Linked DNA regions of Mus musculus: region 1 is linked to region 2. Evidence: chromatin loops called from intact Hi-C (ENCODE). Cell type or tissue: heart. All regions are shown on one strand. Each heading gives the region's core, and the rest is flanking DNA. Links, peaks and the distances in the headings are about the cores only.

Region 1 (10,816 bases), core at 1,330-9,329, 91 kb after region 2:
ATAGTTAAGTGAGGGTTTATTAGCAGTTTTAGGCTACCCTAACTTAGGACTATCTCAAAAAGGAACTTCTTTTATTCTGAGATTATTGGGTCTCAGAGCTGATACATTCCCCCAACATAGTAAGGAATACCGTTTTGAACAGAGCTGAAGCCAGGGAACACACCTACCAGTTGTCTGGTCCACAGTCACCCACATACTAGGCCTTTCAATAAGCCCCCTTTTTGCCAGTATTGTAGTGATTAGAAGACTAGGTGGGGTTTTGTTTTTAAACATTTGAAAATATTAGTCATTCTGTCAACATATCTGAGTTCTAGCATTGGAATATATTAGAAACAGTTGTCGTTAATTCTAACACAGTCTGATGTGGGAGTGCCCTGGTGCTTCCTGTCCCTTGCTGAGTGGTGTGGCAGTTGTGCTGTCTCAGTTGCTGCTATCCTGGTCTCAGAAGCAAAGGTTTGAGATAAACCTTCCTAACCAGATTCCATTTTCTTTAGGTGATTAGGAAGAAGCTTGTCCGAAAAACTCTGGACATGATCAAGAAGATTGCTGATGAGAAGTATAACGACACTTTCTGGAAGGAGTTCGGCACGAATATCAAGCTTGGTGTGATTGAAGACCACTCAAATCGAACACGGCTTGCTAAACTTCTTAGGTTCCAGTCTTCTCACCATTCAACTGACATTACTAGTTTAGACCAGTATGTGGAAAGAATGAAGGAAAAACAGGACAAAATCTACTTCATGGCTGGGTCAAGCAGAAAGGAGGTAAGATGAAGTGCAGCTGCTAGGGTCCCTGGGAGCTGGAGGCATACAGCCAATGTGGGAGAGGAAATAAGTTAATTGTGTAGCTGGGATAGTTAGGCAGACACCAGAGGACACTACCTTTAGTCTTTGTCTCACACAGCTAATGTGCCAAGGCAGAACTTGAAAACACATACTTCTTTTAATCTTGTAGGCGGAATCTTCTCCATTTGTTGAGAGACTTCTGAAGAAGGGCTATGAAGTCATTTATCTCACAGAGCCTGTGGATGAATACTGCATTCAGGCTCTTCCCGAGTTTGATGGGAAGAGGTTTCAGAATGTTGCCAAAGAAGGGGTGAAGTTTGATGAGAGTGAGAAAACTAAAGAAAGTCGGGAAGCAACAGAGAAGGAGTTTGAACCTCTGCTCAACTGGATGAAAGATAAGGCCCTCAAGGACAAGGTATTTGGGGTTTGCAGACTTCAGTGTCTGCACATAGGAATTATCAGCATGCTAATCCATACTCAGTTTGTTCATTACCACTAGCGATTGTAGACAGTGGCATGTGCCTCACCTGTAACCTCGGGTGTAACAGCAGGGACCTGGAGACGTAGCTCAGTGACAGACTCATTTGCTGTGCTGAAGACCCTGGCACCCATCCCTGCCAAGAAGCTTCCTGTTGCTATATACTGATGTTGTACTAAGTTTTTACAGGTTTAAAGATAAATTTGTAGTTGAAAGAAAATCCAGATTGACTGAGTGTCCCTCCAGGATTCCTGAGTCCTTCTGTCTGTTCTCTATGATGGTGACTAGCACTGCTTACTGCTGATCCTTACTTCTGTCTAACGTTTCTCATTCTAAGATAGAAAAGGCTGTGGTGTCGCAGCGCCTCACAGAGTCTCCCTGTGCTCTTGTGGCCAGTCAGTATGGATGGTCTGGCAACATGGAGAGGATCATGAAGGCACAAGCATACCAGACGGGCAAGGACATCTCTACAAAGTAAGAAACGGGATGTCCCTACCAAGATGCCAGCTCTTATTCTCTTGATCTGCTACATGAATCATCCTGAGCTTCCTTAGTTTGCTTTAGAGTAATTACGAATAATGTCCATATTTACATCACGACTCACTAGGGGTTTGGTTTTGTTTTGGGTTGTTTTGAGACAGGGTTTCTGCAGAGTTCTGGCTTTCCTAGAACCCTGTAGACCAGGCTGGCCTAGAACTTACGGAGACCCATCTACCTCTTATCTCTGCCTTTCCCTACTGCTGGGGTTAAAGGCGTGGCAAACCATGCCTGGCTTTCTAAGACTTAGGTTCTACGTAAAGAAAACTGCTGTATATTTTCTATCTAACATTGTAACGCCATTTAAAACCCAACTGTCAGTGTCAGGAAAGTTACTGACCATTCAGCACTTACTGCATTGACACTGTAGTTCTGGCCTTTGGGAGCATCAAACTGTTTCGATGACTCTCAGCAGTGCCCTAAGCCCTAGATGGATGTGTGGTATATCTGGCCTTGGAAGATGCTAATGAGCATGGGTGTGTATAGAACGTACAGGAAATTTAATTGGAATTAATTTAAAAATAAGTGAATTTTTAGGGACCCATACTGGTAAAGGCATATTGGAGATTATATATTTACACGGCATCCACAACTATGTGGCTCATTGGTATAGTTAAATTATTAAGGGGATGAACAAGACATTAAACCAGCATAACTTCATTCACCCAGCAGAACTTGATTACTTTGACTCATCATTAAGTAGTCCCTTCTTCATTTTTTCACCTAACCATGGCTATGTCCACATCAAAGGAGGCTTTTTTTTCCTTCTGTAATTAAAGCTAGAATACAGTAGGCATGTAGACCCTAAAATTGGTGTCTTAACCTAATGCTCATTTTGTCCGTAAACAGTTACTATGCCAGTCAAAAGAAAACGTTCGAAATCAATCCTAGACACCCACTGATCAGAGACATGTTGCGGCGGATTAAGGTGAGCAGTGAGGGGCTGCTCTCTTGTGGCCTTAAAAGGAATGCTTTGTAAGCCTTACCACCGATGCTAACCAAGCGTACCTTCTATCAGGAAGATGAAGATGACAAGACAGTCATGGATCTTGCTGTAGTTTTGTTTGAAACGGCAACACTTCGGTCAGGATATCTTCTACCAGACACCAAGGCGTATGGAGATAGAATAGAAAGAATGCTTCGCCTCAGTTTAAACATTGACCCTGAAGCACAGGTTTGTGTGCCCTTAACTCTAGCATGGCTGACCCCCCAGGGTAGCACCACCTGCGAAATTAACAAGAAATCTCCTGTGTCTTCTTTCTTTCCCATCCGCTACCCCTGACACAGGGTCTCTGTGTAGCCCTGGCTATCCTGGAACTCACTTTTAGACCAGGCTGGCCTTGAACTCGAGGATCTGCCTGCCTCTGCCTACAGAGTGCTGGGATGAACTCGAGCGCCACCGCCACTCAGCTTGGCTTCTTCCTTTTGCCTCTCTTGCTAGTTTCCCTGTTAAGGCAGATCAGATTGACTGCAGTACTTGCTAAATCACCCATTTTGATCTTAAACACTTAGATCAAAATAGAGGTAGATGGAGGCCATTTACAGGTTGTGGATGTCACCTTTAGGTGGAGGAAGAACCAGAAGAAGAGCCTGAAGACACCTCAGAAGACGCAGAAGACTCAGAGCAGGATGAGGGAGAAGAGATGGATGCAGGGACAGAAGAAGAAGAGGAGGAAACAGAAAAGGTCTGAGAGGGATGGGCAGATGGGGTAGCATGAGTCTAGCATGACTTCTAGTATCTAGTCACTAAGGAGTAAATCGACACAGAAGTTGGCATTTGATACCAGCCTTGGAATCTTTGTGGGTGGGGTGTTTATTTCTTATTTTCTAACCGTTTACAAGATCTTTTCAAGCAGATTGCTTACCCTGCCCCCAGTGCTTCTGTGAGGTAACATTTGGTTGAACTTTTTGGGAGGTGGGGGGTGGGATATCCTTTCTAGGTAGTCCTGGCTTGCCTCCCAAATGCTAGGATTAAAGGTATAAAAATGACTACACCTCACTAGCATTAGGTAGTTACAAAGTTTTGATTACTTGTATTTAGGCATTGATCTTGTTGGTGGATTTTGAATTATCTTGCCAATAAGCAAGTACAAACAAAATAGTAGAAATTGTTTGAATGTGAGCCTTTTCTGTACGGTAAAGTTGACTGCTAGTTTGTAATGTCGCCTGACCTTTGTTTTCACAGGAATCTACAGAGAAGGATGAATTGTAAATTATACTCTCGCTATGAATCCCGTGTGGAGAGGGAATGTGAAGTTTTGAAGTCATTTCTTTTGAGAGACTTGTTTTGGATGCTTCCCCAAGCCTCCTTCTCCCCTGCACTGTAAAATGTTGGGATTATGGGTCACAGGAAGAAGTGGTTTTTTTAGTTGAATTTTTTTTAACATTCCTCCTGAATGTAAATTTGTACTATTTAACTGACTATTGGTGTAAAATCTTGTCATGTGTATAAAAATAAAAAAAGATCCCAAATACTCAGTGCTTATTTTCATAACACAAACTGGGAATTATCTAATACTTGACTTATTTTCCTTCCTGTCTGTTGGGCTTTTTAAACGTTTAAAAAAAAAAAATCCAAGTAGCTTGTTTGTGGTTTGGTGTGTTTCAGATCTCTTGGTTTTGACTAAACAAATCCCAAATACATGTAAATATTCCTCTTCTAGAGATCAGAACATAATCTGAGTGGCTGTGGCCCCTAGACTTGGTGATGTATGTACAGGAAGGGGAAACTGAATATTTAATATCTTCAAAGATTATAAAAGAACTTAAGACTGAGAAGTCCTCACAGTAAAGTCTACACTATAATAAAAAGTAACCAGCCAGTGTTTTGCAACATGCTCTCATATGCTATGTAACTCCAGCTGGCCTAAAACTCGAAAGATCTGCCTGCCTCCTGAGTGCAAGGATTAAAGGCATTCATACAAGGGTAATTTTATTTTAAATTTACTTTAGGTGAGCATGATGGTGCACTTGGGAAACAGGCCTCTGGGTTAAAGATCTGTATGTCACAGCCAGTTCAACGACTAGAGAGACTGTCAAATGATGTGTTTTTATTTGCCTGCCTGCCTGCATGTACACATCTGTCTGTCTACATGTATGTATATGTGTGTGTGTGCCTAGTGCCCATGACAGCAAGGCAAGCAGATCTCAAGTTGAAGGCCAGTCTGATCTACCTGGCAAGTTCAGGCCAGATAAGGTTACATAGTGAGACCCTCTCAAAACAAACTCCGCTTCAGAGTCCTAGCCTGCTCATTACAGTGGGCACACAAAAACATCTTTACAGTGTAGATGCAGTTCTGTGACTTACAGAACCTAGGTTTATGAATAGGAAGGCAATACACTCATACACATAAGTCTTTAAAAATCTGTTTACTTTTGTATATTTATAGGTTGGACACAATCTTGAAACAAGTTCATTTCCTACAGCTTATTTATGTTGAAAACTAGGCCTGACAAGCTGTGCCATTAGTTCTGAAGACCTTGTGTGTAGTATTCTTCCTTCCTTCCTTTTTCAGGCTTTGGGTGGAGGCCTTCAGTGCTTTCAGTTCCAATAGCCCAGCCCCTGCCTCTTCAGTGTCTTTCCTTCATTTCTCTCATGGCATTAATGCTCACAGTGCATTAGGCCCCCCTCATGGCCTCATTCTACAGTCACATGCACTGAGGGTTAAGTAATTATATTTTTAGGGACATACTTAAACTCAGCTTCTATGTACAAAGAAAATGTCAATTTTAACTTTCTCAAATTTGGGGGTTTAATTATCTTGACAAGCTAAATCACCAATGTTGTATTTCCATTAGGTACACAATCCCAAATAACTTGAACTTTAAATATTTTTATACAGTTTAGTACAGACAGTATTTAGTTATATCTTAGACCCTATAAGTATTATCACTGATTTTTAAAAAAATATTTATTTATATATAAGTACAGCATAGCTGCCTTCAGACACACCAGAAGAGGGCATCAGATCTCATTAGAGATGGTTGTGAGCCTCCATGTGGTTGCTGAGCAGTCAGTGTTCCTAACTGCTGAGCAATCTCTCCAGGCCCCTACCCCCAATGATTTTATTTTATTTTATGTAATTTACAACTTGCCATTATAATCAAGTTCAGAGAAGAATCATAATTGAGGGAGCCACTGCAAATGGTCTCCTGTGATATTGAAAGTCACCTACCTAGTCAAACGCTAGAGATGCTCTTAGGCGGTTCTTAAGAGACACTGGACCAGGCATGGTCCTTTACACCTGTAATCTCACTGTTTGGGAAGTGGAAGCAGAAGGACTCTTAGTTTGATGTCAGCATGGGCTACACACACAGCAAGACCTTTTTGTAGAGACCTATAGATCCTGTGAACTAGAGGCCAGCCTGATCTACATAGCAAGTTCTAGGTGAGCCTAGAATGTATAGTAAGACTATCTTTAAAAAAATATTAAGATTTGTTATGTATACAGCATTCTGCTTGCAGGCCAGAACAGGGTACAACTCATAGATGGTTATGAACCACCAAGTGGTTGCTGGGAATTGAACTCAGAACCTCTGTAAGAGCAGACAGTGCTCTTAACCTCTGAGCCATTGAGCCCCCTAAATTAAGTGTTTTAAGAAGTAGTTTTACTTAATAAAGTTTAAAATACATATTTAAGACATTATTCACAGAATTCTTGGCACAGCTGTTATTTTTAAGTTTCTACTGCTGTGAAACATGAGGTTCGTGGCGTCTCTCTTTCAGTCCCAAAAGCTCCATTTAGAGTTCTCCAGGCTTTGGTGGGATTTCAGGTATTGTCTACAAAAAAAAAACAAACAAAAACAAAACAAAAAAACAAAATAAAACAACAAACAACAAAAACAACACACCAAAAAACAAACAAAAAAGCCCCCCCCCCAAAAAAAAAACATACCACCACATTCTGAGACAACAGTTCAATGTGATCTAAAAAGCTTTAAAAAGAACAAAAGCCTCGTGCATGCTACTCAGTACCAGGCCATTTTTATGAGGACTCCTGGTTGAACTGAATTTCTTGCTGTCTGAATAGATCGTCCTGGCAAATCTCAAGTCCTACAGGATGCACAGGGATAAATCCAACTGACTCACAACTATAATTTCAAATGAGAATTCAACATTTGAAAATCCATTCCCACAATATTTGCTCACTCTCTGCCATGCACCAGGCATAGGAAATAACTATTGGTAGTTAATGTACCCAAAAGACAAAGTGGCCATCATGTGACGTGCAAAAAGTCATACATGAGCAACACACAATTCTACCTTTCAGAAAGGCAGAGGGAAATGGGTGCAGAATGTATATGACTGAGTTTGATTCCCAGCACCACAAAGGTACAAAAACAATGGTTTTCAGTACAGTAGAATTGGAACTGTGAGTCTATCACAATAAAATTGTAGAATCTTTTTACTGCTTCAAAAGAAACTCCTATTCCATTCCCAAGTGGTCCCCACAAGCCAACTCTGTCCATATATATTTGCCCATCATATATCATATGTTCTTTTGTTGGTCAATACTTTCATGTAGTGTTTGCAAAGTTCATTCATGTAGGATCACTGAATGCTATTCCCTTATAAAGATGTACCATGTTTTCCATAGGTATTTAGGTATCTGGATTGTTCCCACCTATAAACATGTACAGAATCAAACAAGTAAGTATGACAGATGTCTTAGTGTTTGTTGGGGAGAAAACTAAACTGGGAATTGCTGGAACATATATGCTGTTTGAGGAACTAGCAGACTAGTTACATATCAAAGCAGCTGCGTGACATTCTATTCCCAAGGGTAGTGTATGAAGTTTCCAATTTCTCCCTGTCCTTGACAACTGCTGTTTTATTATGGCCAGCAGAGTAGTGGTTCTGACTGCAGATTGCATTTCTCTGGTTGTTAGAAAATGAGCACCTCTACACAGGCTTTTGGCTCAGAGGGTCACTTCAGAACATGGAGGAGGAAGGGGAGGAAGAGGGGGAGAGGGAGGGGGAGGAGGGAAGGAGGGGAGGAGGGAGGAGGATGTGGAAACAGTCTTGTTTCAGGCTAATAGGATCACAAGGGCAGAGGACCAAACCAAAGACTATGTCTTCAGTTCAAGGAAGTCATCGGTACAGCTGACACAGTGTTCAGCAGGTTAGAAAGCTTAGTTGGTGGACAATGGGAGGGACATAAAGAGTCCGTGGCTTTTGCTTTGGAAGCAGGAAGATACTGGTGAGTTTTGAGGAGAACGACATGGCCTGACTCCAGGATAAAAAAGAGCGATGGAAGCTCTGTTGAGACGTTTCAGGGAAAGCAGGAGTGGAGGGCAGAAGATGGGCAGGAAGCTACTGTCTTAACTGAAGAGAGAAACTGACGGTGGCTTGGCTAGGGTAGGCACAGTGTGGTGATCGAAGTGGACGGATGTGAGTGTATTGTCCATATCTACCCAGTGGCATTTGCTGAGGCACACAATAAGAGATGAATTAGGATGAGACCTGGGGTTCAGCCTAAAGAACTATGAGAATACAGTTGTCTCTTTTGCTGTCCTAATGAGTGAGTTATGCTGGACACCTAAAACAAAGCATCTTAGCTGTTCTCCCTAAGGCAGCACTGAGTGCCAACTTTGGGCAGCCACCACGGTCTCCTCTCTTCTGCTCTCTCCCCAAACCTTTCAGTCATAACAGTGGTGGCTGGAATAATTGCAAAAGACAAGGTAGATAATGGACATAAATCCCTTAAATAATAGGAAAGCATTCAGCATCCTATAGCAGCCAGCCATTTTGGCCTCTACGTCTATCAGTAAAGATTCCCTACTAGCCAAACAGAGGTGGCCTAGGACCCTTAGTACCACTTATTTTAGAGACAGTGGTTTTGTGTTGCTTTCTCCCCACTTACAGGTAGCTGCTGCTAACAACGCTTGCACATCTTCAATAGTAATGAGATGAATCAAGTCAACCTCACAGGATCAAATTCTAGGCATTATTTCCTCGATAAAGTGCAGCTGGCAACTACTCTTGCAGAAACGAGACACAAAACTGCATTTCCATGGAAAGTTCGTGACACTTTCTGTTCCACTGAGTTTCTTGACGCTGTGTGTGTGTGTGTGTGTGTGTGTGTGTGTGTGTGTTTCCCCCTCACTCCCGTGACATGGTTTCTCTGTGTATCCCTGGAACTTGCTCTGTAGACCAGGCTGACTCACAACTATTAGACACAGTCTTGAGTGTTAAGAGCGAGAGAGCACAAGTTATCCAAACACTGGGGACAATCTAAAAGTCAAGAGGGACTGAGCAAAGTGGACTGAACGCGAGGGTCTCACCCCGAGGATGGGCACGCGCCCTACAGCACTCACCAGGTCAGGCCGATAGTACCAATGCACCACCTGGGCCCCGGCTCACATGGCCAGGAGGCTGGAGGAAAGCATTTTCAAGTAGGCGGACCAGGGTACGCCCCCGGGCATGGTGGAGAGCTGGCAGGGACGGAAAGGGCACAGTGTTAGAGGGCTGGGTAGCCTTTAGATGGCCTGACCGCTGACCCTGGGTGGCTGAGTCGCGACACCGCCTCGGGTGCCCCCCGCAACTTCCTCCCCCCGCGACCAGCGAGCGGGGCACCTGCTAGCTGCAGCCAGGGCCCGCCGAGCAGGGGAAGGAGGGCTCGGCGGTTCCTCGCTCCCTCAGCCTCTCAGGGAGACGCTGGAGCCCCTCTTTCCTTCCCACGACTATACGCAGACGAGACTGTACCGCGGAGTGCACGCGCACAGGGAGACAGGTCACAGGGTCGCTTTAGAACCAGGACCGACCTCCAGCGGGCAGGAACCAAAGTACACGGTCCGACGCAGCGACGGAGCGGAAAGCGGGGGGCAACGCGCGCGCTTTGTTTCTGACGGAAGTGGGGCTGGAATTTTGGGGGGCTGGGGACCGATGTTTTGTTTGATTGTTTCCACCCCTTAGCCGGCCTGGGATCCTAGCTCCTAGTTGGTCACTGTCCCAATTCTGCTTTTGCCATTCCTGGCCACTGTGGTGTTTACAGCATCCTTTGATCTTTCGCCCAAAGGAAATGGCACGTGCCCCACGTGGGTAGGAAGAGGCGGGGTTTCGCAGCTCAGAACTTGCAAGGGCAAAGGGAAGATCACACTACAGCACCCCTTCTTAACTGCTTCCTGGGGGTCATCTACTAGATTTCCTGTCTAGCCGATATTTACAAGTCACAGCAAAAGGAAAAATCACAGTTATAAAATAGCAACAAAATTGTATTTTTGAGGCTCACCACAGCCTGAGGGTATTAAATAAAAAATACTGAGGGTGTTGCAGGGTGGAAGCATTAGGAAGGTTGAGAACCAGTGCTCTAGAGAGAGCAGCTCAAAGCTTTATTCTCCTGGTTCCTGCGGTTCTTTGAAACTTTACACAGAGCCACACCCAGGCACAGTACCTTTGGGTCATGGTTTTACTGGAAAAGAGACCTCCAATCACCTTACTTAATGTGAGAGTGTTTTTAAAGATCATGCTTTGATTATGGGTTCAAACTGCAAGTACTTCTCATGCATTAAACCCTTACATGAGGATAGAACAAATATCTTTCTATGCAGGTGCATTGTATAAGTAAATATTTCCATTGTATGTATGTGATAACCAGTAAACAGTAAACCCATGTGACTCCATGATATGCAGGACTGCTCCCACGTGGTAACATCAAAATCAGGATACTGCCCTGTGAAGGTGCAGGTAACTTATATGCCAGAAGTCTTCCCATGCTGGTACATGATGAAAGAACTCAGTGGGGAAACCCCCACTCAGCTCCCGATTCGGCGTGCACCCAAGAATCACGAATAGAACACAACACCTTGATGTAACAACAAGAGGTTTTTTTAATGGCGGAGCTCTGGGTCGAAACGTATCTCACATAACAGGAGACAGTGGATTCGACCACGAGGCTTGGAAGCTAGGGGTTTTTATAGAAAAGGAGTGGGGCTGGGGGAGGAATTGGCGCGGTTTCACATGATTGGTCCATTTAAACATCAGCAGCCTGTAACATTTAACTTAGGTCAGAGGGGT
Region 2 (10,816 bases), core at 1,551-9,550:
ACTTGTTGCCTAAGTCTGACAACGTGAGTTCAACCCCCCAAAACCACATAAAGGCAGGCGAGAACCAACTCCCAAAGATCATCCTTTGACCTCCACACAATAAATATAAAGTCTTGGGAAAAAAAAGTCACCTAAAGTGAAGAACCAACTCACTAACTAGGAAGCTTTCCTATAAAGCTCAGTCTCGACCAGCTATCCTCCCCCAACCCCCGCAGTACTAGCTGTACCATACTGTGCAGCAGTTGACTTAATAAAATAGGACCACGGGCTTCCAGGTACAAGCTGGTGTGTAGAAGACACCCTGAAGGAAACAGTTCTTTAACCAACCAACATAAGCTTTCAACGTGGGAAATTATAAAGCTGCCAGAAAAGTTTTTTTTTTCTCCTCCCTTCCCTTCTCTAAGACATATACAGTCAGTTCAGAAAGGACAGAGTGATTTTGCTGACCATGCATGAGGGCAGAAGGACTGCAGCCAGCATTGACCTCCGAGGGCATCTTAGCTTACCAGCTGCTTACCCCCAAAAGAGCCAGGCACTTCCCTCCACTATGAAGTGGGCAGAGTGCACAACTCCCTGCAGCCAGGACCAAAAGAGATGGACAAACTAGACCATACACCAAACTGTCCCAGGGATGGCACCTGAATGTCATTGTCTTTTTTAAAGCAGCCATATACACAAGAATAGCTTTGTGATTCAGCCATTCAAAAGTTAGTAGCTTTAAAGGCAAGCAGAGGCCAAGTGGGGCTATCAACAAAGAGTCCCAAGACTGTCAATGTCCACCCCACCTAACAAAGGGAAGGGTTGAAAGTTACAATGTAGGATGTTTGTCCAAGTCTTTCCCTTATCACTACTATGGTGTCTAAGACCAGAGAACTATCAACAATATCCACCTAAAGGGCCATTTCTAAAGAACCAATTGTGCTACTTGTAGATGCCAAGAAAGGTACAAACACAATAGAAAAAACCCACATCCTACCATTCAGCCAAGAAATAAAAGCCCTCCCTCCATCCAGCGCTCTCCAGCCTCACCCCTACCTCTCCAGCTTCACCCCTACCCAACACCTCCCCTCACTTTGGTTTATCATCCCTGAGTTACTCCAGACATGTCATCTGCAGCATTACTGGGCTTAAAAATCACCTTTAATTAGCATCTATCTGTAATCTGAGCCCAACGTGTGCTGGGAAAAGCCTGTGATCCCAACACTTAGGGTGCTAGGGCAGGAGAATCATGAGATTGAGCTTATGCTACGGAAAAACCAAACAACAACAACTCAACCTGTGCCAAGAACCTTGCCTGGATAAAATAAAGAGACCTCTCTCTGTCTCTCCCCCTCCCCATCTTTCCCTCCCTCCCTCGAGTGTGTGTGTGTGTGTGTGTGTGTGTGTGTGTGTGTGTGTGTGTGATGTGTCGCAGCTGAACTCAGAGCTCACTGATACAGTTTCTTTAGCTAGCTAACTTGCTTCCTACAGGTCCCACCTTTACAGTGGGTTCAGGGGGACCCTGTTCCTCTGCTTACATGACAAGCTCTTTACCCACTGAATCATCTCTCCAACTGAGTGATTCATCTGTAGCCTGACTTTTGCTGCTGAGGGCCAAGATTCTCTGAAACCACTGTGAAAATAGCTGAATGAGCTACCATTTAGTACGTGGAATTAGGGTTGGGAATGTGGCTCAGTCAAGAGCACGCACAAAGCTACCTAGCTAGCATGCACAAAGCTCTAAGCTCAAGCTCAGCACCCATAAAACCAGCCATCAAGGAACTATTGTGATCCCAGCACAAATAGGAGACAGGAAGATCAGGAGCTCAAGGTCATTCTAGGTTGCATTGAGAGTTCAAGACCAGCCGAGGCTAGGAAAAACCCAAAGAAAACCAAACAAAAAATATCTGGAGTTAATTTGTTTTCTTTCACTGAGGAATGCATCCTGAGAAGTGTAGAGAAGACGACAAAATAGTAAGGGAGATTAAATGGTAATTTTGATACCAGCCTTTGAAGACAAAAAAAAATTAAATTTTAAAAATCAGTATTTCTCAACCTTGGTGGTGCTGGCTCATTTGAGAAGCCTTTCTACAAACATTGCTGGGCTGGAGATCTTACAATGCTTATATAATATGTATAGAGCCCTGGGTTGGATCCCCAATACCGACAACCCAGCTAGGTACAAACAAAGTCTCTATGCTGAGCTGTGTCAGTATGTATCACCCAGGATATGAGTCTTTTTACATGTTTGGAATAACAGAAAACCAAACCAACATTGGGGTGTGATTCAGGAAACCAATGAGATCACACATAAAACGGCTTGGGAGTGTACAATTGCCAAGTGCAATCTAATAGCGCAAACAAGCCTATTTACCTAAGGACACAGTACAAAGATTCTGCAGGCTCTTAAATGGACTCCTGCCTCCATATCCTGTCATTCTCAACTGCAGAAGGGAGCGCACTTCCAGTTGGACCACAAAAAAATCAGCCACTATTAGTAACATGAATTCGAACTAAAAAATTATTAGAAATTCCAAAATACAGAACCCCGAAATAGGGTTAACACAAAACACGGGGCTTCAAGGTCAAATGTATCCAGGAAGCAAGATACTGACATCCTTTCTCTTGGAGACGCATGACTTTCAAAGCTAGTACTGAAAAGCCCAGCTATAAAGAAAGAAAAGAAAAAAAAGAAAGAAAATCTTTCATGTGGAGGTTTTTTTTTTCCCTAGCTCCATCTCTCAGAAGACTGTGGAACAGTCTGAGCGATGTGAGTCTAACTTGACAATTACTGAAGAGCATCTCTCTAACAGACTGCAGCCCCTTGAGGAATGCATGTGTGTCATAACTTACTGCGGAGCACATTATGTATAGTGAGAATTAATTATCTTTGTGTCCAATGCTGACTTTGTACCTATTCTGCTTGCAACAATATTCCCTGCTAAGTACCTAAGCAGTGTGTGTGTGTGTGTGTGTGTGTGTGTATAGTATATGCCTACATGCACTCGTTTGTGTGTGTGTGCCCAATGTGCACTGGTGCAGAGGCCAGAGGAGGGCATCAGATGTCCGCTACCACTCTGCCTTACTGCCTGCAGACAGCGTCTCTCACTGAACCCACAGCTTGCTGGGCTTTTTTGTTTGTTCATTTGGGTTTTTGCTTTTATTTGTTTGGTTGGTTGGTTTTGTTTTGTTTTGTACGTCTGTCTGTCCAGCAAGCCTCAGCAATCCTCTGGTCTCCCCACCTGCTAGCTGGTGGCTCAGTGAGGCGCCCCTGAGCCTTTTATGTGGGTTCTGGGATCTAAAACTCAGACGCCATGCTTGCAGGAAGTTCTCTTGCTTACTGAATCACATTCCCAGGCCTCACAAATACCTAATTTCTGGTGGACTATCAACTTCTTTCAGCCCTGAACTTTGAATAAACCCTTCCACATCCCTGAATAAAGTCTGTGGCGCTCTACAGTAACTCAGAGTTTACCTTCTTCCACTATGACCTCACCAAAGGGGTGTGTATTCTAATGAGCCCAGCTAGAGCAGATTAACTCCTTTAAAAAGAAAGTGAGGAAGAGGGAAGAGGGAAGGAGAGAGGGAGGGAAAGAAGGAGGGAGGGAAGGAGGGGAGGGGAGGGGCGTGGGGAGGGAGGGAGGGAGGGGAGGAGGGAGAGGAGGAGGGAGGGAGGAGAAAGGGGCTCAGAACAGAAGCAGGCTTTATAGAAACTATAAGTTTCTCTGTATATCCAAAGCTGACTTGAAAATTTTGTTTTTTAATAAATTTCAATTAAAATGGAGAGAAACAAGGACTGAGGAAGAGTGCATTATAACAAAATCTAAAAATCACACCCCTTGCCTGGCATGCATTTCAAGGGCTGGGCCTGAAACCCCTGTTGTGATTACAAAAGGGATCAAGTGACCAGGAAATAAGATTCTTCTGTCAAACAGTAGGAAAGTAAAACCATTTTATCCTGAGGAGATTACTGAGGGTGGGGGGTGGGGGTGGGGGCAGACTTCTGTGCGCTCACACGTATACACACACATACACACAGCCAGTCATCGATGCAGCCCCTATCCCTCTTCCAGACTCCACATCCCTGTCAGGCCGCTCCACAGTCTGGCACAGGCAACAGATACTGGGCACCTCGGCCCAGATTCACACTTGAGAATCAACAACCTTAAAACCCTCTGCTGGATACTTAATGCCTGCTCACATGGGCACAGACATCAGCTGGAGGAGGGTAGAGAAGATGAGGACTCAAATGAGACAAAAAAGGCAAAGCCAGATTAAAATCCCTGAGTTTTCAAAGGTGACATAGAAACTCCTTGTGAATGTGCACGAGGGGGGATGGGGGGTGCGGCACACCATGAGCCAAGCCTGCAGTGAGGGGACCTGCGCATAAGTAGCAACATCTCAAGGGAATGGGCTTAGGCAAAAAAAAAAAAAAAAAAAAATGCTATGTTAGGGCCAGGTACAGTGGTGCAGGACTTTAATCTTAGAACCAGAAAGATATCTGTGAGTTCCAGGCTAGCCTGGTCTACAAAGCAGAGTTCCAGGACAGCTGGGGCTATACAGAAAGACTTTGTCTCAAAAACTAAAAAATAAAAATAAAAGAGGAGGAGGAAGAAAAGAAAGAGGAGAAAGAAGAGAAGAGAAGGAGGAGGAGGAGAAGAAAAAGGAGGAGGAGAAAGAGGAAGAAGAGGAGGAAGAGGAAGAAGAGGAAGAGGAAGAAGAAACACCAAGCTATGTTATCCCCTTACTGCAACTAAGGGCCAGAGAGGAAGAAACTCAGCTTTTCATGCTCCGGACTTAGCACCCCAAACCGACACTCCCCAGGACTGATCTCTGTCTACAACCCAATACTGCTTTATTCTCAGAGGCTAACTGGGAGGGTGGGGGGACTCATTACACCATACCAAAACTCTACCACGTCAGTAATATCCCCATTTTCTGTATGGGTGAACAAACTTCAGGACCTTTCTAATTCTCACAGGCCACAAGGGGTAAACCCTGTCTAAAATATCAAGAGAGAAGAAATTTTACCTCTAGTTTCTTCTAAAGATGCAATTACCCTTCAACCTTTGGAGACTGGCTTCCTACCCCCACCCCACAGACACACTCCACAGTGTAACTCCCTAAAATATACATTTTTTTTGTATGTTAGATGAATGGTACTCTTCTTTTTATTGTTAAGTATTGTTCCATAGTAGGTACATACCAAAACACTGAGTCATTTAACCATAGCTCACTCCTCAAGAGGACATGTGTGAATTGTCCCAATCCCACAGCCAAATGGGTTTAAATATTGTATAGGGGTTTCTGTATTTCATTCTCTCCATACATGTCAGTAAAGTTTTTAACCAAAAATACAGAATAGCCTGGCATAGTGGCACACACCTTTAATCCCAGGATTCCAGGAGAGAGACATGAGATCTCTCTGAGTTCGAGGCCACCCAGGTCTACAGAGTGAGTTCCAGGACTACAGAGAAAAATCCTGTCTTAAAAAAAACAAAAAACAAAAACAAAAAAAACCAAAACAAAACAAAACAAAAGAAAAGAAAAACAAAAGACAGGAGTAGTGAGTGGTTCGTGTCTATAACTCCAGCACTTGAAAGACTGAGGCAGGAGGATTGCTTCAAGTTTAAGGTTACCTTAAAACCCTGTCTCAAAAAGACCAAAAAGAAAGAGGAAACTAAGCAAGAGAGAAGAGCTGACAGGGCCCTGACAGGACACACGTTTGCCTGGAATGGTGGTTCCCGCCCGCCTGGAAGGATAGAACACACAGGAGACTCATGACTTTAAGGCCTGGAATACACAACCCATCTCAAAACACTTGCCTGGCCAAAACCAATAAGCCACTCTTTCAAAGAAGTCTCCATTGCTTACACCTCGGAATGTGTTGTGAAGATATTCCAGGTGGGTTTTGTTTCACTTGAACAGGCATGTGGCCAAAGATGCAAATGGAAATCCTACAAAAACGTTCCCTCACCAACCCCCTTCCTCATGTAGCACCCTCCCCAAACCACCCCCTCCCCAAATCCCAGTGTCCTCTGACAGCTTCAGTGTCTGTGCTTCACTGGCCCTTTACTCCAGGTTCCAAACGTTTGACTGCAAGAAGCACAAAGCAACACACAGGACAATGGATTCCCGACCCTGAGTCAAAATCAGTTTTTGCTTAGGCCCCTTGCTCGCCCTTCCCGTCTACATAATGGACATGACCCCCTCCTCCGGAGGCTATGGGCGATTCAGAGTCGACATCAATACCTGATACTATTATAATCTGGTTCCTCTTTCCATTCCTTCTCCGATTCCCTAACCGCCCAGCCAAGCTCTTTCTCAGTTCACCTGACCACAAGTATTCCTCTTCTCCTCGCAGAGGGCGGTGGATAACCAGACCACCCTCCCCTTTCAAACAGCACATTTTATCTACTCCACCCTGCAAAAGGGAGACCGGCTCATCCTCCTGACCCAGTCGCCTGCGCTGGAGCCTGTCTAGGACAGCGCGGCAGCAAGCTGGGCTGCTACTACCATTCCCAGGGTGAATGACACCTAACGGTGTTTGGGGGAATGTCTTCCTACCGACGCCCTTGGAACTCTCGCAGCGGCCCAGAGCACTTGCGATGTACACTCCAGATTTAACAATCCCCAGGTATGAAATAGCTTCCCCGGCGGGGGAAAGCCAAAAAAGAGTTGCGAAGTTTTAGAGTCGCCTTCCCCGCGGGGGCCGCGCGACAGAGGCAGGGTGCGGGGGACCCGAGGGGTCCTCGAGTGGGCGGCGCAAGCTGGGACACGCACTCACCGTCCGTGCTCCTCTTCGCCTCGTGGTAGCGCGCCCACAGGTAGCTTTTCATGTCCACGGCAGCCGGGGCAGCCGGGGCAGAGCACAGGCGCCGAGCGCAGCCCGAGCGCGGTCGTTCTCGAGCCACGGCCCCGCCGCAACTCCGCAGCCCTGCCGCCGCCCTCGCCCCGGCCCCGCGGGCCGCCGCTGCCACCGTGGCCATGCTGCCTCTAAGCTGCCAGTGGCACGGATGGCCAGCGTCGCGAGGCTCCGGGACGCACGCCGGCAGTTCCTACGTCTGAGCAAGTGCCGGCGCGGCCCAAGAACCACCCACGGTGGGGCGGAGCCGGGGGCGAGGCTGGGGAGGTGGGCGGGTTCTAGAGGGAAGCAGGAGGCGGGGTCAAGGATTAGGCTAGGAGCTGCGGGATGGGTGGGGCCTGAGCTGGGTCAGGGGCGGGGCCTGGTTGGAAAGAGGAATGCCCCGGCTGAGTAAAGAATAGGGTCTAGAGAGAGAATGAGTTGGACCATCTCGATTGCGTCAGAGGCAGAGTCAGGGACCGAACCTGGGGAGACAGAGCCGGGGGCCTAGGCCAGTTAGAGGCTGGGTCAGGTGTGGGCCTGTGGAAATGGAGTGGGACGGAGTCTGGGTTGAGTCAAAGGCGGAGTCAAGGGCGAGGCCTTAGAGAAAGCGGGTTGGGCGTGGCCGGAGCTGCCAGGGCTCAGCGCCCGGTCGGCTGCGGTCACTTCCTGACCCGCGAGGCAGGAGGGGGCGGAGGGTGGTTGAAGTCACACGGGCTAGGATGACTCATCTCCGACCCTATCGCTGCCAGCAAGACTCTGCTCTACCTTCCTCTTGCCTTCCGTGGCGGGCCCCAATTCTGATTGCACTGATGAGTGTACGCACTATCCATCTCTGATCCCAGTCTCTGGAATGCGACCCACTCCGTGTCAAAGGCTTCTGCAGGTATCTCCTGGATCTCAGGTGCCTCTCTGAGACTGCCCTGAGGCTGAGCTTGGGCCTATCCAAGAGTTGCCCTTTAAAGAGTTGCTGGGCCGAGATTACACTCGAGGTCTAAAGTCGTCTGCAAGATCCTGCCCCTGAAGACTCCCGATAAATGTAAATTTCCTTAACAGTGCAGGCCTCTGGAAAGCCGGGTTCCCACCTCCAGAGAGGTCCTCCGGACATGATTAGCAGTCTCCTGCCCACGCTGGCAGCACGCTTGGTACCTGTTCCACTCACTTGCTTAACTGCACTTATTCCATGCCGCTCCTGCGGGACTTTCTATCACCAATTCAAGACCTACCTGAGAAACACTGGGCCCCAAGAAATTCCCAAAGTATCCCATGGTGACCACTGAGTAGGGGGGGGCGGTTATAGTGGGAATGGCTAGAATAATGAGAGGACAGACAAGGCACAGTGTGAGACAACCCCAAGCATTAGCGACTCAAGTTGTGGGCTGGAAGAGTCAGATGTTTTTGTGGAAGGTGATGACACTGGAGCTAGTCCCTGACTGATAATGAAAACCATTAATAGAAAGCTGGCTGTATATTTTATCGCATACACTCTTCCCAGCTGTCTTAAAAGGAACGTACCGCGTCTCTCCTTTAAACACAATGAAACCGAGGCACAACAGAGGTGAGATTGCTTGCCTATCGTCACAGAGCTGAGTCCCCTCTTCTGTTGGGTGGTAGGGAGGACGGTAGCTAGAAAGTAATCCTTAACTGTTACAGGTTAATGTTTTATGGATCAGTGATAAAATTGGAGGACAATAAAATGTGCAAATCGATATGCTATCAAATCCATGGGCTCTGGTCATTAAAAGCTTCCTTTATGACTTGAGGACATTTCACTTCCTATCTTTTCTTATTTTTACTAATAAAAAGTTTTGGTGATAACAATCATCAATTTTACTTAGGTGAATTTTTAAGTCAAAATATACTATAGAATTTTTTTTTAAATTACGATTGGTAAGAGTGCTTCTATATATTCTCTTAGACTATAGGACCCTGTGGAATCACGATTGTTGTACTTACCATAGAAACGTGGATCACTTGAAACCCACCCTTTGTAACTAAAACCAGATACAGCGTTATAAGAGAGTAAGAAAACTGAATCCCCAGACCTGGATAGTGACCACTCCTGCAGAGTTAAAAGAAAATATCTGATGAAAGAATCCAAAATAGGTGCTAGGGACCTGGCGTAGTCTGTTAAGAGCTTGCGAGCACGCGCCAGCACTGCTATAAAAAAATGACAGCCAGTTCCTATGGCCTCAGCACAAAGAACGGAGAGACAGGAAGCCCCCTGGTGCTCACTGACTACTAGGCGAATAGAATCCCCGAGCTCCAGGTTTCAGTGAGATCTCAAAAAATAAGGGGGAAAGCACGAGAACACTGACATCGACCTCTGACCTACACACAAACACGTGTGTGCACACTTGTACCACACACACACATACGCCTTTCAAGAGAAATGAGTAAAAACTCAAAGTACAAAACAGCCCAAAATTATTTTTATTCCTTATTGGGGTCATCTGAGGTCTTCAGCAATTTTGATTCAATCTGAGATCTTCTTGGGAAGCCTGGCTTCTGAGGAGTGAAGCAGTACTGAGGAGTGTGGAAGAGCCACTTTTCTGACACGAGTTCCGATATGGACTTCCAGGGATTGTCCACATTATGAGGTAGCTGCAGGGGTTGCCGGCAGATGGAAGTGATCAGGCCCTTTCTGCTGTCCAGCTCAGCAGAAGAAACACTCTGCCTTGAGAGTCTCACCAAGCCGTTCTTGTCAATGAGCGAGACCGTCTTAAGGGGACAGGCTGCCTTTTTCCTGGCAGGTTGTCTTCTTGGACTATTCCATATTTGTGAGTCTGAAGCCTGACGTTGGAACTTTTCCTCAGCAGACTTGCACAGAATTGGAGCCAAGGTCTTCTTTCCTTTGCCGGGAACATATTTTGGTTTATCTGAAACCAGAGAAGGCTGTGTGCTTTTAACTCTCTGAAACCTACGTATATTCATACACATTGCAGTGTTTACCGTGTCAGAACTCTGAGCGCTGTGGAAGTTTAATTTAGGCACATTCTCCCATAATGAAAAGCCATTCCTAGAACCGTTAGGGAATAGATGGTTCATGCTTTGAGGCCAAGACCTCCTGCCCCGGGACCTCTGGATTTCCCTTAAAAGGCTGCAAAAGATCAAAAACGTGTCAAAACATGGCTGTCTATTAACACAAATACTCAGAAAGTCTACTTCTTTTTGAGATGTGCAAAAGAAACTCACTGTAGTATTCCCTCAATGGAAGCGTGGGTAGGCCCCAGGTGAGCTGCCCTTAAATCAAGTGACCTATACAAATAGCTGACTGCCTCCATTGTGGCATGATGGCAGAAGTCACCTGACAACAGCTGGCCTGCTGGAGAGATGGGAAAAGAGAATATTAGAATTTTTTTTAATTACTAACTTTATACATGTAAAAGATTTATAAGGCCAGCATCAGAGCACCATCTGTCCTAGTACCCTGCCAAAGACATTGTCACCTTCATCTGGAGTGAAGAAACGGTCAGATATGGATACAAGGATACTAGGTCTGAGTAGAAGAGACAGAAGTTGACTAGATACTCTTCAGACATAAAAAAGGAAGGTGAGAAGGGGGTAAGATAGGAGGGATCAGTGCTGTCAGCTGAAAGAGACAATAAGTGCAATGAAGCCCTCAGGAGAGCAGCTCAGGTGTAGGGAGCTGGCCCAGCATGCGCTCCATCCTCAAAAACAGCAACAACAACGAACACACACACATGCACACACACACACACACATGCACACAGGCAAACTGAATAGGATATTCTGGGATTGAAACCCAAGATGCTATAACTGATAATACTGCTACACTATAGGAAGAGAATCTGTGGAGATTATTGATCGTTGGCCATTCAACCGATAATCATCTTACATCCTAGTTCTGTTTCCTAACTTGATTATTGGATTGTTGTGCTGTCCTTGTACCTTGAAAACATTCTTGGAAGTAGACAGAGACACAACTGCAATCATCTTTCGATGATCCCAAAAAATGTGTACATGTGTGCG

The links. A loop is a pair of places that touch in the nucleus more often than their neighbours do. Peaks named below come from ENCODE experiments on the same cell type or tissue, not always from the same donor. Only the 100,000 strongest peaks of a DNase experiment are listed, where the experiment ranks them.
Region 1: a loop joins it to region 2, with 2.7 times the contacts of the local background. A loop is called at or near these places in 1 of 42 quality-filtered maps.

Annotation. Positions count from the first base shown.
Region 1 is chr10:86,684,298-86,695,113 of GRCm38, reverse strand. It overlaps Hsp90b1 (heat shock protein 90, beta (Grp94), member 1), which reads left to right. Exons shown (of 18, transcript NM_011631.1): 12 at 495-764; 13 at 955-1,200; 14 at 1,601-1,737; 15 at 2,650-2,728; 16 at 2,819-2,974; 17 at 3,366-3,485; 18 at 3,986-4,273. The coding sequence ends at 4,012. It also overlaps the pseudogene 1810014B01Rik. Among named protein-coding and RNA genes, the nearest start is that of Hsp90b1, 16 kb to the left of the region's middle. In heart, for the core only: a CTCF peak has its summit at 5,736 (motif pointing right); no DNase peak of the experiment used is centred there; H3K4me3 peaks cover 578 bases; H3K27ac peaks cover 200 bases.
Region 2 is chr10:86,775,262-86,786,077 of GRCm38, reverse strand. Ttc41 (tetratricopeptide repeat domain 41) reads right to left here. Exons shown (of 16, transcript NM_001003910.2): 15 at 10,019-10,148; 16 at 9,235-9,923. The coding sequence ends at 9,257. It overlaps Nt5dc3 (5'-nucleotidase domain containing 3), which reads right to left and starts at 7,073. Exons shown (of 14, transcript NM_175331.3): 1 at 6,767-7,073. The coding sequence starts at 6,968. In heart, for the core only: CTCF peaks have their summits at 6,523 and 9,055 (motif pointing left); DNase peaks (open chromatin) are centred at 7,127 and 7,297; H3K4me3 peaks cover 2,860 bases; H3K27ac peaks cover 3,156 bases.